Regions from separate parts of the Homo sapiens genome. Here region 1 is linked to region 2. The links are chromatin contacts, found by Hi-C in ENCODE. All regions are on one chromosome and are shown on one strand. The core of a region is the stretch at or near the end of the contact, and the rest is flanking DNA. Distances in the headings are between cores, read along the strand shown. Region 1 holds the start of UPK3BL1 (uroplakin 3B like 1). Region 2 holds the start of SPDYE1 (speedy/RINGO cell cycle regulator family member E1).

Evidence for each region. A loop is a pair of places that touch in the nucleus more often than their neighbours do.
Region 1: a map of GM11168 shows a loop between it and region 2 (24-fold over the local background). The contact joins the promoter of UPK3BL1 here to the promoter of SPDYE1 in region 2. A Hi-C loop is called at or near these places in 2 of 168 maps with a recorded cell type or tissue (GM11168 and K562).

The regions. Positions count from the first base shown.
Region 1 is chr7:102,639,091-102,644,098 of GRCh38, reverse strand. UPK3BL1 (uroplakin 3B like 1) reads left to right here and starts at 1,308. Exons shown (of 6, transcript NM_001114403.3): 1 at 1,308-1,469; 2 at 3,326-3,487; 3 at 3,685-3,895; 4 at 4,900-4,976. The coding sequence starts at 1,358. It overlaps POLR2J2-UPK3BL1 (POLR2J2-UPK3BL1 readthrough), which reads left to right. Exons shown (of 9, transcript NR_173352.1): 5 at 3,326-3,487; 6 at 3,685-3,895; 7 at 4,900-4,976. RefSeq lists an enhancer at 2,778-3,279.
Region 2 is chr7:43,993,606-43,999,165 of GRCh38, reverse strand. SPDYE1 (speedy/RINGO cell cycle regulator family member E1) reads right to left here and starts at 1,269. Exons shown (of 9, transcript NM_001378423.2): 1 at 1,207-1,269. It also overlaps the pseudogene POLR2J4.

The sequences.
Region 1 (5,008 bases), core at 59-2,558, about 59 Mb before region 2:
TCAAGTGGTTCTCCTGCCTCAGCCTCCTGCGTAGCTGGAGTTACAAGAACAAGCCACCACGTCCAGCTAATTTTGTATTTTTAGTAGAGATGGGGTTTCGCCGTGTTGGCCAGGCTGGTCTCGAACTCCTGACCTCAGGTGATCCACCCACCTCGGCCTCTCAAAATGCTGGGATTACAGGCGTGAGCCACCATGCCTGGACTTCCATCTGGTAATTTTCTGTCTCGAGGAGGAACTACCCTGCCCTGACAGAGGCTGGGGATGAAGGAGGAAGAGACAGCCGGTCCCCTGGATAAAGAGGTGAGGGGGTGTGAAGTCTGGGAGCCCCCCTCCCAGGGCCAGGCTACAGGGGGACAGCAGGGCTATACCAGGAGTGCCACAGAGATGCATTTGGGTGTGATCTAATCCCCAGTCCTGCCCTGACCTCCTGGGTGCTCTTAGCCAAGCCCTCTTCCCTGTGTGTGCTAGAAAGTGAGGGTCACTCCCTTCCACACAAGGGAGTGAATTGAGGGTGGGGATCTGAGCTCTCTGAGCAGCAAAGCTGGACACAGGCCAAATTGCCAATCCTGAGTCCCTCTGTCATGTGGACCTGGGAAGCTTGTCCTCATCCTCCATCCTTCCCCAGGGTGGGGCCTGAGAATCTGAGAACCTTGAGCCTGGGAGGTCAAGGCCACAGTGAGCTATGATCGCACCACTGCACTCCAGCCTGGGCGAAAGAGTGAGACCCTGCCCCCCCCAAAAAAAAATAATAATAAATAAAAGAGACTCCAGGGAGTTTGCTTGAGCGGCACTCCCTATGAACCAAAAACAGACACCAACTCCTCCTAGGTTGGTTTTTTGTTTTTTGTTTTTTGTTTTTTTTTTTTGAGGCAGGGTCCCACTCTGTCATCCAGGCTGGAGTGCAGTGGTGCCATCTTGGCTCACTGCAGCCTCAACCTCCCAGGCTCGAGTGATCCTCCCACCTCAGGTCCTAAAGGAAGAGTCGCTACATTGGGGACTGTTTGGACAAGGAGATCCACGGGGTAGACTTAGCGGGATTGTCCCTGGGGCAGCCTGGATCCTGAGGCTGCCCCGCCTCCTTCCTCAGCCCCTCCCTGGTCAGGCGCTCCTGGTGGGTGGGGGGGGTAGTCCAGGCTTGTCTTGCAACTGTATGTTCTCTTCAGACCCCTCCCTGGCGATGCCAGATTCACTGGGCTGGCAGATTCTGCCCCCAAACCTGTCCAACCAGTTGTTTGAGAGGAGGGGGTAGCTGGGAGGGGCAGCAGGAGATGCCAGGAACAGCTTCCCCTAGCACAGCACAGACTACAGACAGGGGAGCCTCTGGGGCTGCAGACACTGCAGACGGACGGACAGACAGATGGACAACAGCTGGAGGCTTGGCCCGGCCATAGGGCTCTCTGCGGGACAGTCCCAGCTGCTAGTGTCGCTGTTGCTGCTACTGACCCGTGTCCAGCCTGGGACAGACGTGGGTGAGTAAGGGTGGGGATTGGCACAGGGGTACCCGCTGCATCTCAGGCTGCAGGACAAACCCAAGACCTCACTTTGTTTCCAAATTCTCACACATGGCTCCTGCCTCCTTCCTTTCCCTGAGGAGAGGTTTCCAGATGTCCAGGACAATGCATGTCCCCAGGAAGCTCTGGTAAGCCCAGCCTGGGCAACATAACAAGACCCCTTTTTTCAAAAAGATTTTTTTTTTTAAGATTTTTGTTTTTAATTAGCTGGGTGTGGTGGAGTGCACCTGTAATCCCAGCTACTTGGGAGACTGAGGCGGGAGGATGGCTTGAGCCCATGCAGTGAACTATGAATGCGCCACTGCACTCCAGCCTGGGCCAAACAGCAAGACCCTGTCTCAAAAAAGAAAAGAAAAGAAAAACTGGACAGGCTGAGAGATACAGTCCTACAATCTCTGCCCCCAACCCCAATCTCTGACTGCTCCGCTTCTCTTTTTCTTTTTCTTTTTCTTTTTTTTCTTTCTTTTTTTTTTTTTTTCGAGACAGAGTCTCCCACTGTCACCCAGGCTGGAGTACAGTGGCGCGATCTCAGCTCACCACAACCTCCGCCTCTCGGGTTCAAGCAATTCTCCTGCCTCAGCCTCCTGAGTAGCTGAGATTACAGCCGTGCGCCACTATGTCTGGCTAATTTTTGTATTTTTAGTAGAAACAGGGTTTCACCATATTGGCCAGTCTGGTCTCGAACTCCTGACCTCGTGATATGCCCGCCTTAGTCTCCCAAAGTGCTGGGATTACAGACGTGAGCCACCGCGCCCGGCCTCCACTTCTCTTTCTAAACATTACGTGCCTCCTGCACGCAGAGTGCCCTGGGCTTCAGAGATAGGACTGAGAGCTGTAAGAAAGGAATCGTGACAATCCTTCCCCAAGGAAGACTCTAGCCTGAACCTTTGGAGTTGAGTTGAATTCAACGTAAATGAATGAAGTTGAACTGAACTGAACTGAACAGGGGCAGCTGCTGGAGACTCACATAGAAACCCACTCCATCGTTCTGCTTCTCCTAGACCAGTATTTGGGGTTGGGGAGGTCTGAGCTCTCCAACCAGCAAGGCTGGACACAGGCCAAGTTGCCAATCCTGAGTCCCCTTTGGGGTACAGACCTGGGAAGCTTGTCCTCGTCCCCCACCCTTCCCCAGAGAGATGAGGTGGGAGTCTGAGAGGGGGACCTGGTCCTGAAGGCGAAGATGCCTCGGGGCCATGTTGGGAGGCGGCAGAGAACCAGGCAGGTTGAAGAGGACGTTCTAGACTCACTCGGAACCAAGCTCTGGCTCCAGAGCCCCCGGACCCTCTGGGCAGTCTGTGTCCCAGCCTGGGGTCTCAGCCAAGAGGACCTTCCTGTGCCATCCCCCCGACCCCTGCCAAGCCACGCATCCTCTCATCAAGCAAAACAACCTAGACCATGTGGGTGGAGCTGGAGGGACTTAAGTTGGAGGTCACTGGGCATGTCAGGAACAGAGTTCAGCCTAGGGTCAGGCTGCCCCCAAATTCCAGTTCCATCCCAACATGGCCCGGCCCAGGAGAACTGTGCCTACCGCCAGGGTGGGACCTCCCATGCCACCATTGTCCTAGACCTCCCACAGTGCCCACCCCCAGTAGGCTCCTAAGAGAGGGGCCAGGGGCTGGACTCAGGCCTCCCACCCATGCCCATGGGGCATAGAGTTGCCGGGAAAGCTTCCTGGTTCATACCGGACCTGACCTCCCAGGAAGTGCCCGTAACTTGGGGCTCCCATGTTAAGTCTGGATCTGGGCGGGGGGAGACCAGAGCTGTTGGGGCTTGGTTGCCCCATTTGGACTCTCCTCTCTGCCCTCCCCTTCCAGCTGCCCCAGAGCACATCAGCTATGTGCCCCAGCTCTCAAACGACACCTTGGCGGGGAGGCTCACCCTGTCCACCTTCACGCTGGAGCAGCCTCTAGGCCAGTTCAGCAGCCACAACATCTCTGACTTGGATACCATCTGGCTGGTGGTGGCCCTCAGCAACGGTGGGTGCTGCTGGGGCCAGGCTTCGGTTTTCCCTATGTGAAATGGGCCTGCGGGCCTAAGGGCAGTAGCGGGTGTGTTGCAGGGAGATGCAGGGAGCAGGTGCTGCAGGGGATGGGGCCGGGGAGGGCTGTCAGGCTTGGTAAGGTGAGGGTGGGATCCTGCTGTGTGACCTGTCTGACCATGGTGCCACCCTTAGCCACCCAGAGCTTCACGGCCCCACGGACAAACCAGGACATCCCTGCTCCTGCCAACTTCTCCCAGAGGGGCTACTATCTCACACTGAGGGCCAACCGGGTGCTGTACCAGACCAGAGGCCAGCTCCATGTCCTCCGCGTCGGCAATGATACCCACTGCCAACCAACAAAAATTGGCTGCAACCATCCCCTACCAGGACCCGGCCCCTACAGGTGAGCAGCTCTGCCAGGCCCTGGCTCCTGCCCGCATGCACCCAAGCCGGAGCCTGGGGCAGCTCCTACGAGGCTCACCAGGGCCCCAGCAGGATGCCTGGGTCCCCTGCTCCTGCTTGGCCAAAGGGAAGAGGAAGCAGCAGGCAGGGGCTAGGGAGGCCTTCATGAATTACATGAATTATCCTTCTTCTCTTTTTTTTTTTTTTCCTTTTCTTCTTCTTCTTTTTTTTTTTTTTTTTTGTTTTGTTTTTTGAGATGGAGTCTTGCTCTGTGACCCAGGCTGGAGTACAGTGGGGTGATCTCGGCTCACTGCAACCTGTGCCTCCCGGGTTCAAGCGATTCTCCAGCCTCAGCCTAACGAGTAGCTGGAATTACAGGCATCTGACACCACACCCGACTACTTTTTGTATTTTTAGTAGAGACAGGGTTTCGCCATGTTGGCCAGGTACCTGCCACCATGCCTGGCTAATTTTTGTAATTTTAGTAGAGATGAGGTTTCACCATGTTGGCCAGGCGGGTCTCAACTCCTGGCTTCAAGTGATCTTGAAGGCCCACCTTGGCCTCCCAAAGTGCTGGGATTACAGACGTGAGCCACCATGCCTGGCCTATCCTGCTTTTCTTGAGCAGAAGGTTCCCCACCTCAAGCCCCAGTCCCCACAGGCTGTGTGGACCACTCAGGTGGCGTCTCTCCATCCAGACAGGGTCTCCCCTCACTAAATGCTTGATTCACGCATGTTCAGTTCTGAGACATCTAATACTCGCCCTCTACCTTTCCCAAATGAGGACACAGAAGCCCAGAGAGGGGGAGGGACGTCACACCACTGGAAATGTCACACCTAGATTTGAACCCATTCTGTTGGGCTCTTTCGCCCCAGCCTCCGGCCCCCTCCCCGGGCTGCTCTCGCCAGGGCCTGGGACTCCAGGGGACAGACTTGCAGGCACCAAGTCTGATGGTTTCAGGACTCCGGGGGACCCCCATGTCCAATGCTGGGTCTCCCATTCAGGGTGAAGTTCCTGGTGATGAATGACGAAGGACCCGTGGCTGAAACCAAGTGGTCCAGCGACACTCGCCTGCAGCAAGGTAGGGGCCAGAGGCTCCGGTCAAACAGTAGG
Region 2 (5,560 bases), core at 20-2,519:
GGTGTCCCCAATTTCAGGGAATCCATGGATTACCTAAGCCAGCCCCTCCAGTTCGGCTAAGAAACTCTAGTCTATATATCAAGTTTTGTATCATATGTATTGCTCTGAACTCAGAAATTTCCCTTCCATTTATGGATTCTATGAATAAAATATCACATGTACAAAAAGACTAAGTCGAAAAATTTCAGCTGTGCACAGTGGCTCATGCTTGTAATCCCAGCACTTTGGGTGGCCAAGGGAGGAAGATTGCCTGAGGCCAGCAGTTCAAGACCAGTATAGGCAACATAGCAAGAGCCCATCTCTAAAAAAACAAAACCAAACCAAATTAGCCAGGTGTGGTGGCTGGCACCTGTGTTCCAACTACTTGGGAGACTCATGTGACAGGAAGATCACTTGAGCCCAGGAGTTAGAAGCTGCAGTGAGCCATGATCTTGCCACTGCACTCCAGTCTGGGCAACACAGCAAGATACTGTGTCAAAAAATTTTTTTTTGATAAAAAATAAAAGAGTTACATGACATTCAGAGACCATCCAAAAAACCTGCGGGTTCCCGGCTGGGCTCAGTGGCTCATGCCTGTAATCCCAGCACTTTGGGAGGCCAAAGTGGGTGGATCACTTGAGGTCAGGAGTTTGAGACCAGCCTGGACAACATGGTGAAACCCCATCTCTACTAAAAATACAAAAAATTAGCCAGGCATGGTGGTGGATACCTGTAATCGCAGCTACTCAGGAGAGGGCGCTGGAGAATCACTTGAACTCATGGTGCGCAGGTTGCAGGGAGCCAAGATCGCACCATTGTGCTCCAGCCTGGGCAACAAGAGCAAAACTCCATCTCAAAAAAAATAAAGAACCTGCGAGTGAGTTCCCACACGTTTTCCTGATGGGCTGCTGCTTTCCTAGGAGTCTCTCGCTCATAGAAAAGGCACAAACTGAAAGAGGAAGCAGATCCCATTGCTGTGGAAGTCCCATTGTTAGGAAGCTCTGCTTTTCTGGAGTTCAAATTCGCATTCATGACGCTTTAAACCGTCAGAGCTGGGTGGGTCCTCCTACAACAAAATCGTTTGCTCTCTCTCTCCTAGTTAACAGGCTTTCAAATATTAGAAGATCAATGTTCTGACCCCATTAAAATTTCTCTTTTGTGGAATGAAAAGCTCTGATTTAACCCATCTTCAAGCCTGGTTTGATGGAGGAATAGGGGCTGAGTCACCTGCATTTCCCCTCCCTGCACAAAGTCCTGGGCCCAGATCTGGGGTCTGTCTCTGCTGAGGGTGGGGTGAACCAGGAAGCACCTCCCTCTACATCTCCTTGATGAATGGGTATAATGGTTGCCATGGAACTGGGGCTTGTTTGATGACCTGGGGCTGGGTGGGCCTCTGAGAGCCTTTATAGCTGATTGCCTTTTGGGAGAGGGCAGGTGGGAGCCCCACCCTGTCTTATGAGTCACCCCAAAGGTGCATGGGCAGGCAGGTGCTGGGGAATCGGCTACTCCCCAGAGCTTGGCGTGGCCATCCCTGTGGCCCCTCTGGGAGTCTGGAGCCCATTCCCTCACACTGGTACTCTCTGCAGCTGGGGACATCTGCACTAGGAAGACAGGACACGGCATGGAAGCTGGCCTCTGCCCAGAAGCCATGACATTCTGGTCACCAGCCTGATGCTATAAAACGAGTGTCACGGCCGGGCATGGTGGCTCACACCTGTAATCCCAGCACTTTAGGAGGCCAAGGCGGGTGGATCATGAGGTCTGGAGTTCGAGACCAGCCTGGCCAACATGGCGAAATCCCGTCTCTACTAAAAATAAGAACATTAGCCAGGTGTGGTGGCACATACCTGTAGTCCCAGCTCCTCTGGAGGCTGAGGCAGGAGAATCACTTAAACCCAGGAGGCGGAGATTGCAGTGAGCCGAGACCACGGCATTGGACTCCAGGCTGGGCAACAGAGCACGACTCCGTCTCAAAAACAAAAAAAAACGAGTGTCACCTGGGGCTACTTGGCCAGACACAGAGAGCAAGGAGACATCCCTATTATCTGTCAAAAATAATTGTTGGGGCTGAGCACAGTGGCTCATGCCTGTAATCTCAGCACTTTGGGAGGTCGGAGCAGGAGGACTTGAGGCCTAGAGTTTGAGACCAGCCTGGGCAACATAGCGAGCACCCCATCTCCAGAAAAAATTTAAAAATTGGCTGGGCGCAGTGGCTCATGCCTGTAATCCCAGCACTTTGGGAGGCCGAGGGGGATGGGTCATTTGAGGTCAGGAGTTTGAGACCAGCCTGGCCAACATGGTGAAACCCCATCTCTACTAAAAATACAAAAATTAGCCGGGCATGGTGGTGGGCACCTGTAATCCTAGCTACTTGGGAGGCTGAGGCAGGAGAATCGCTTGAACCCAGGAGGCGGAGGTTGTAGTGAGCTAGGATCATGCCATTGTACTCCAGCCTGGACAGCAAAGCTAGACTCCATCTCAAAAAAAAAAAAAAGTAAAAAATTTAAAAATTAGATGGGCATGGTGACATGTGCCTGTAATCCAGGTACTAAGGAAGCTGAGGTAGGAGGATGACTTGAGTCTAGGAGTTCGAGGCTGCAGTGAGCTCTGATCGCACCACTGCACTCCAGCCTGAGTGACACAGCAAGACCCTGCTTCAAAAAAAAAAAAAAAAAAAAATTACTGGACACAATTATTGTGCCAGACCCCTAGGTTAACAGTGAGGATTCAGTGGGAGAACTAAACAGATAAACAGATCCAGTCCCCACCCTCAGAGAGTTACAGTTTAATGGGAAAAAGACATTCACCAAAGAAGGACACAGCCCACTAGTGAGTTACACTCGAGAGGGATCATTTACAGAACAAAGCAGACTATAAAAATACAGCGATTGGCTGGGCGCAGTGGCTCACGCCTGTAATCCCAGCACTTTGGGAGGCAGAGGCGGGCAGATGACTTGAGGTCAGGAGTTCTCAACCAGCCTGGCCAAAATGGTGAAACCCCATCTCTACTAAAAACACAAAAATTAGCCAGGCGTGGTGGTGGGCACCTGTAATCCCAGCTAGTTGGGAGGCTGAGGCAGGAGAATGAATCGTTTGAACCCAGGAGGTGGAGGTTGCAGTGAGCTGAGACCGCACCATTGCACTCTAGCCTGGGCAACAAGAGCAAAACTCCGTCTCAAAATAAATACATACATACATACATGCATACATACATACATACATACGGGGATTAAAATAGTCTAGTAGTGACACCTGAACAGAGAGATTGATCCAAGAAATGAAACAGAAATTCCGGAAGTTGACCTGAATACACACACACACACACACACACACACACACACACACACGAAGGCGTGAAAGACTCCATGACCCTCAAGGTATAAGATGCATTTTTTTTTTTTTTTTGAGACAGGGTCTCACTCTGTCACCCAGACTGGGTGCAGTGGTGTACTATCCCAGCTCAGCTCTACCCTCCATCCCCCCAACCTCCCCCAACCACCCTGAGCTCAAGCAATTCTCATGCCTCAACCCTCAGCCTCATGAGTAACTGGGACTACAGGCGTGCACCACCATGCGCAGCTAATTTTTTGTATTTTTAGTAGAGATGGGTCTAACCATATTGCCCAGGCTGGTCTCGAACTCCTGAGCTCAAGCGATCCTCTTGCTTCAGCCTCCCAAAGTGCTGGCATTACAGCTGTGAGCCACCGCACCTGGCCGCATTCTTCTAAATCACAGTACATCTGGCTCCCAGTGCCCAGGCTCTCAGGGCAGAAGGTCCAGTGTGATCACTTTGCATGGCCTCTCTCCCCTCCTGAGCTTGTGCCAGGGCCCCAGGGCTGACCTGGAGAAGGAAAATGGCAGAGGGTGAAGATGGGGTGTCTGGTTTGGGGACCATCCTGGCCCCCCTTGTCACTGTTGACATCTCTTCTGCACAGTGGCATTGCTGGGAGGTGCTTACTGTGCCTATTCAAGGGGCTGGCAGCCGCAGCCTCACTGCAGATCAGGGACTTGGCTTCCCAGTTGACCACAGGTCCAAGAACCTGCAGGGTCCAGCCTCCCCCCCATCCCCAGTCTTCCCCACCCTGGCCCGGCCCTCCAGGTGCAGAAACATGCAGGCCCCTCTCCAGGACTGTGGGAGGAGCGTGTCCCTCAGACTGGCCTGTGTCCTGGCTCCTCTTACCACCTCTTCCACAGGTTGTCACCTGCAGCTGCCCCAGGATAAAGGCAAGGCCAGAGAGGACTCCTGAACTCCTGTGTGCCTGGGGTGGCAGGGGCAAACATAGCCAACTGGTGGCCTGAGCGGGGCCATGGTGAGGACACCCTTGGTGGCTTGTCCCACATCAAGCTGGGAGGTGACACTGAGGATGCATTAGTCTGCAGCGTATGATAAAAACGGCATTTCAGGCCAGGCGCGGTGGCTCATGCCTGTCACCCCAGCACCTTGGGAGGCCAAGGTGAGCAGATCATATGAGGTCAGGACTTTGAGACCAGCCTGGCCAACATGGTGAAAACTCATCTCTACTAAAAAAACAAAAATTATGTGGGTTGGTGGTGTGCGCCTGTAATCCCAGCTACTTGGGAGGCTGAGGCAGGAGAATCACTTAAACCTGGGAGGCAGAGGCTGCAACGAGCCGAAATTGCACCACTGCACTCCAGGCTGACTCCGTCTCAAAAAAAAAAAAAAAAAAAAAGGCATTTCAGTTCAAATAGGGAAAGGATACATCTTTCTTTCTTTTCTCTTTCTTTCTTTCTTTCTTTCTTTCTTTCTCTTTCTTTCTTTCTTTCTTTCTTTCTTTCTTTTTCTTTCCTCCCTTCCTTCCTTCCTTTCTCTCTCTCTCTCTTTCTCTCGTTCTCTCTTTCTTTTTGAGATGGAGTTTCACTCTCGCTGCCCAGGCTGGAGTACAATGGCGTGATCTCGGCTTATTATTATTCTCCATGTTGGTCAGGCTGGTCTTGAACTCCCAACCTCAGGTGATCCGCCTGCGTTGGCCTCCCAAAGTGCTGGTGTGAGCCACTGCACCCGGCTTAGGATGCATTTTTCAATATTTTAGTGTTTGAATAACGGGCTAACTTGAGAAAAAAATAATTTGAATCACACATCACACCAAAAATAAATTCTAGGTGGATTTTAACACTTTCAAAAATTATTATTATTATTAGTTTAGAGACAGGGTCTCACTCCGTCGCTCAGGCTGGAGTGGAGTGGTATGATCATGGTTCACTGCAACCTTAAACTCCTGGCCTCATATGATCCTCCAGCCTCAGCCTCTCAAAGGACTGGAACTACAAACATGCACCACCACGCCCAGCCTAGGTGGGTTTTTAAAATCCATTCAAGGGCGGGTGCAGTGGCTCACACCTGTAATCCCAGCATTTTGGGAAGCCAAGGTGGGAGGATCACTTGAGCCCAGGAGTTCGAGACCGGCCTGGGCAACATAGTGAGACTACATCTCTACAAAAAATTTAAAAATGAGCCAGGCATGGTGGTGCACACCTGTAGTCTCTGCTATTCAGGAGGCTGAGGCGGGATCATTGTTTGAGCCCAGGAGACAGATTGCAGTGAGCTATGATGGCACCACTG